2 separate regions of the Homo sapiens genome follow, and region 2 is linked to region 1. Evidence: read pairs that join two places in POLR2A ChIA-PET (ENCODE). Cell type or tissue: A673. All regions are shown on one strand. Links, peaks and the distances in the headings refer to the core of each region. The heading gives the core; the rest is flanking DNA. Region 1 overlaps NEGR1 (neuronal growth regulator 1). Region 2 overlaps NEGR1 (neuronal growth regulator 1).

Region 1 (2,818 bases), core at 207-2,706:
AAAAAAAAATCGAGTAAGTTGAACCTGAAAAAATGAGTTTTCTTCTTTGTGTTGTTATCCTGACATTTCATTCTTGGTCACTCAGGCCCCAATTTGCTAATATACTCAAAGCCTGACTCACTTCACATCATTTCATTGTTTGCTCAGAACAGATTGTATAACCAGCAAAGTTAGAAGGTCAAGTTTATCGATTAAAACCCACAGCAATGAAATATCTGTTAAGCCGGGGTAACTGATTCCCATGTGGCTTAATCCACATAGAATTTTTCCAGATGGAGTGATTTTGATAAAAATTTGCAGTACTGTGAGATTTCAACAAAACAAAAATATAAATAGATGCATTATTATTTTAAAATTACAGTGCTCACATTCACAAGTTGAATGAATACCTCCACCTCTACATTCTTCCTTCCATTTCTACAGGATCCACAGTAGTTCTCAGCTCTCACTCAAAGGTGGACTAACACAATAATTTTCCAGCTGGATTCTCTTTCTCAAGTGTTTACATCATAATTGTGTTTTACTCAAACAAAATATCTATTATGCTGCTTCCGTCTTCCTCCATAATCAAACCCAAGCTGATCCAAAAAGATGCAGAAGGGATCACCAATATACCAAGGCTCGTTATCCTGAACAATATTTGAAGAGGACAGCCTCATAGTAATGCTAGACAATGTTCAATGTAATGATTACCTAAATTCATCACACTGTTATACAACAACATCTTTTGTGGATAAGTTGATAATAGATGTTACCAAATTCTCTATTAGCTAATCTTTTTTGTCTTTCTAATACAAACTATCTTAACCTTTTTTTTTTTTTTTTAGCATCAGGAACTTTGAGAACAGGATAAAAACTACAGTTACTCTTTCCAGGGGAGAAGTATCAAAAAGTACCAAATTTTGCATATACTCTCGTTGATTTTTTGGTTAGTGAATCCTTTAATTTAAAATCAAGTCTCCTTGTTTTGGCCAATGTAACAGCTATTGTTAGGGTAAAATTGTTCCTCAATAAACAAACAACAAGCAAACATAATACCACATTAGCCAAGAAAGCCTAGGTTCGAGTTTGAGGAAAGTTGTCTTTAAAAATCTCAAACATATTTTGTCAATCTTATCAATATTTCACCATTTCTTCATATATCTAAGACTGTGTTTCAATAGTTATTGCCAGCTGCAGAGATGGTGGAACTGAATGGATAACTTTGAACTTTCCATGCAATGACACTCATAACTGCTGCTTCCCCTGGCAGCTTCTTAATCTGGGGAAGCTCCAGCTGTGGCTCTCCAGGGTTCTCTGCTTAAGCTCTCTGCAGCTGCTCCTCTCAGTATTGAATGGCTCCAGTCAGCAGTTGAGCTCAGCAATTATAGCCTCCTACAACTGCTCCCCAGAGTCCTCCATTTTCCCCATTGCTTCTACATGCTCAAACCACCTCCAAGCCATCTCCAGCTCCGAGGAGCTGTACATTTGAGTATCTCTTTGTCAGTACTACTTCTAAAGGCCATCTTATGGTAATGCTCTGATTGAGCTATTCCTCTCATCTTGTCCTGTTCCTACTCCTTCCCCACAGTTCTTATTCCATTTTATGGAACAAGACAATGCGAGTTTATACATCTAATTGCTTATTCAGCACTTGCTGAGACTTGAAGTAGCTCCTCATTGAGCTCTGAATGACTTACTATATACCCTAAGAGTAACTTTCAAGCAGTATACTATGGCTATCACTTCATGCCTTGTAATTAAACCTCAAGCCTATCCACTACTTCACCCCAAAAGCTGGGTATGATCCTACAGAAAAAGAAGACCTGCCTTATGTGCCCTATATATACATCTGTCCTAGCCCCTACCTAACTTTAGTGCACTCATTTGCCCCCAAGTCAGTATCCCCCAGCTGATAGGTAATTTCCTTGAAAAGAAGGACTAATTTTTATTTGCAGATCTTTCTTTTCCAACACTTACAACAATGCTTAGCACGAAGCAAATGCTCAAAGGATGTGGCTAAGTTGCTTTAGAGTTAGTGTCCAAAATCAGTTAACTGGTTTACTGAAGAGGCACAAATTGCTCTTCACTAGTTTCTCCACCCGGCACAGGTGCAGGTGTAAAAATCAAAGCTCAGAATACTTCTAGACAGCTCACAGCTCCCAGGGTAAATATATAATCACAGCTCTACAGCCTCTCTGTAAGTTATTTTTCTTAAAGTTTCAGTCTGTGTGGTAATGAAAGACTCCTATTTTCACTCATGCCATTGTGTATTTGTAGCTCTAATATTCATTAAGGATGCAACTGAAATGTTAATGATAATCGCACCCAAAAGCTAATAAAGAGAAGCCCAAGGCTCACATAAATGCCAGCATTTAATAATTATGCATACTTTTAGCTTTTCCCCAATTTATCTTACTTTCTAATAATTAGTTTAATAAATCTGAGATCCCAATATATGTGTAATTAATTTTAAATTTTGTTTTTAAATTTGCTTTTGATATTCAGGAATGAGACATATTTTTCCTAGAATGTAAGGCAGTAATTATCATTATATAAAATGGTTAACTATATAAAGGATAGAGCTTAAACACTTGCCTTTTGCGAATATTTACAACTCAAAACCACTGGAAATTTTAAGAAAAAATCTTTACCAGTTGGGATACAGCCAGGAAAGTAGAAACCAATCTAAGTACATTTGACCTTTGAACAATGCAGGTTTAAACTTCAAGAGTCCATGTACACTTGGATTTTCTTTCACCTCTGCCACCAGACACAGCAGGACCAACCCCTCTTCTTTCTCCTCTGCTTTAGCCTATTCAATGTGAAGATGAGCATA
Region 2 (2,818 bases), core at 4-2,503, 310 kb before region 1:
TGCTTTGGTTTCCTTAGGTAAAAGTTGAGAATAATAATATTTACCTTACAGGTTTGTTATAAGAGTAAAATGGGTAAATATTATCAACTTAGAACACTACCTGTCCAATAGCAGGTGCTTGCTAAATAGACAGCTTTTTATTTATTTTTATTTTTTCATTTTTTATTTTGTTGAGAGAGAGTATCGCTCTGTCTCCAGGCTGGAGTGCAGTGGAGCAATCTCGGCTCACTGTAATCTCCGCCTCCTGGGTTCAAGCGATTCTCCTGCGTCAGCCTCCTGAGTAGCTGGGACTACAGGTGCCTGCCACCATGCCCGGCTAATTTTTGTTAGTAGAGATGGGGTTTCACCATGTTGGCCAGGGTGGTCTCTATCTCTTGACCTTGTGATCCACCCGTCTTTGCCTTCCAAAGTTCTGGGATTACAGGCGTGAGCCACTGTGCCTGGCTAGCTTTTGATTTTGATGAAGTAAATAATTGAATGGCCTGGGCGTTTATGGTGAATCTGCATAGTGAGCGCAACCATTCAGCAACCAGAATCCTTCTTTTTCCTACTCCCTGCATATGCTCAACTTTGCTTTACTTAAGTTTTGAAACGAAATTATTCATTACCATGATATTTGAGAATTTGAGTATTGCCTCAAATATAACCCTAAAGATGATAAATGTATGCTTCACTCTGAACTGAAAATATGTTTGCCTTTCACAAGTGCATTTGATTTTCACAGCTGCATTTTTCTATGCGTGTGAGTGTGTTGGGGAGGACATTGATTGGGGAAAATCAATCTACCTTTTCCTTTTTAGCAAATGGTTCTGAACTCCTTTGAAAATCTAATAAAAGCTGTAGTCCATCTCTACAGTAGGAAAAAAAAAATCACTGAAGCTATGATTGTGGGCACCAATTGGCCCTTTTCTATATTTACTATAGGCCAAGAAAGTGGACCGAGGATTACTGTAGCTTTTTTTTTTTTTTTGACAATGGTTGCTGAATTTAGAAAAGATAAAAAGAGAGAGCAGAAAAAAAAAATCCAGGACATTGCTTCACAAAATATTGGAAACAAAATGGCCTTTAACAAAGGAGCTCTGATTGTTAGCTTTTAAGAAATTAATGACACAAATTAAAAAGTGACTTTGAAAGGTATGTAAAATAGTCTGTCAGTGTTACTTATACAGTGTTTTGTAGAGAACCAGGGATTTGGGGAACTCCTGCAATGATGTCCTAATTTAGAGAAGGGTTGTGAACAGGTAGAATTGAGGCTCCATTTACCCAGCATCTTCTCGAGAAGTGCTGTGTTCATAAATATTACTTCTTGGGCTTCCAAATAAGATTGTACATGAACAAAGAGTTCCATAACTTATAAAGGATTCAGAACCACTTTTCTGGATATTTGTCCATATAGATAATTACAAACTGAAACTTCTCAACCTAGGTTATCAAAATCTGAGAAAGGCTATATTGGCAGATGTACAATATTGTAGGGTGAAATGAGAGTGACCACAGACCAGTTTATCTAATTCTCAATATATAAAAATATGGAGTCTTCTACTAAGCTATAAAAAGGCAAATTCAGAATTAGTAAAAACATATAAATTAGTAAAAAGAATTTAAAAATTTAACAACCCAAATTATAGAAGTTGCATATAAAATAGCTAAAAAAAATTTTAGGTAAAACCAGTCAGAAGAAATGAGACTGTATGGCCGGGCGCGGTGGCTCACGCCTGTAATCCCAGCACTTTGGGAGGCCGAGGCGGGTGGATCACAAGGTCAGGAGATCAAGACCATCCTAGCTAACATGGTGAAACCCTGTCTCTACTAAAAATACAAAAAATAAGCCGGGCGTGGTGGCGGGCACCTGTAGTCCCAGCTACTTGGGAGGCTGAGGCAGGAGAATGGCGTGAACCCGGGAGGCGGAGCTTGCAGTGAGCCGACATCACGCCACTGCACTCCAGCCTGGGCGACAAACCAAGACTCCGTCTCAAAAAAAAAAAAAAAAAAAAAAAAAAAAAAAAAAAAAAAAAAGAAATGAGACTGTTATGGGGATATTATCCCTTATTATTAAGGTTGATGTTAAAAAGGGATATTGTCTTCCACAAATCTTTTGATTCCAGTTCCAGAAAAAAATACCTGCTTGCATCACATACGTTCTTATCCTTTGTGGTAATATCTAAGTCTTTATATAATTTCACCAGTTTTCTGTTCAGCTATTTAGCTGCAATTGGTTATGAGCCATGACATAAGTAAATGATATTATTTGGAGGTGTCCCCACCCAAAATCTCATCCTGAATTTAATTTGAATTGTAATCCCCATATGTTGGGGGAAAGACCCATGGGAGGTGATTAGATCATGGGGGCAGTTCCCCCACCCTGTTCTCGTGATAGTGAGTGAGTTCTCACAAGATCTGATGGTTTTATAAGGGGGTTTTCCCCGATTTGCTTGGGACTTCTCTCTCCTGCCGCCTAGTGAAGAAGGAAGTGTTTGCTTCCCCTTCCACTGTGATTGTAAGTTTCCTGTGACCTCCCCAGCCATGTGGAACTGTGAGTCAATTAAACCTCTCTCCTTTATAAGTTACCCAGTCTTGGGCAGTTTTTTATAGCAGCATGAGAATGGACTAATACAGTATGTAAACCCCCTACATATATGTTGTACAGTATGGAATTGCCAACATTTGGCTTTTTTGACTTCGAAAGTGGGAATTTCATACGGTTTAACCTAGCATTTGCTTGAATATATTCCTCCCTAGTTTTGACGCAGACTCTATACAGTTCACCCACAGGGGTCCTGTGATTTTTTGATCGATTGATAACAGAATTTGAAGATGT

Evidence for each region. ChIA-PET counts read pairs that join two places held together with the same protein. Peaks named below come from ENCODE experiments on the same cell type or tissue, not always from the same donor. Only the 100,000 strongest peaks of a DNase experiment are listed, where the experiment ranks them.
Region 2: POLR2A ChIA-PET joins it to region 1 with 5 read pairs; 2 of 35 experiments call an interaction of 5 or more read pairs at or near these places.

The regions. Positions count from the first base shown.
Region 1 is chr1:71,918,688-71,921,505 of GRCh38, forward strand. All of the region lies in intron 2 of NEGR1 (neuronal growth regulator 1), which reads right to left. Among named protein-coding and RNA genes, the nearest start is that of NEGR1-IT1, 83 kb to the left of the region's middle. In A673, for the core only: no CTCF peak of the experiment used is centred there; a DNase peak (open chromatin) is centred at 1,324; H3K27ac peaks cover 683 bases.
Region 2 is chr1:71,607,541-71,610,358 of GRCh38, forward strand. All of the region lies in intron 5 of NEGR1 (neuronal growth regulator 1), which reads right to left. Among named protein-coding and RNA genes, the nearest start is that of NEGR1-IT1, 230 kb to the right of the region's middle. In A673, for the core only: no CTCF peak of the experiment used is centred there; no DNase peak of the experiment used is centred there.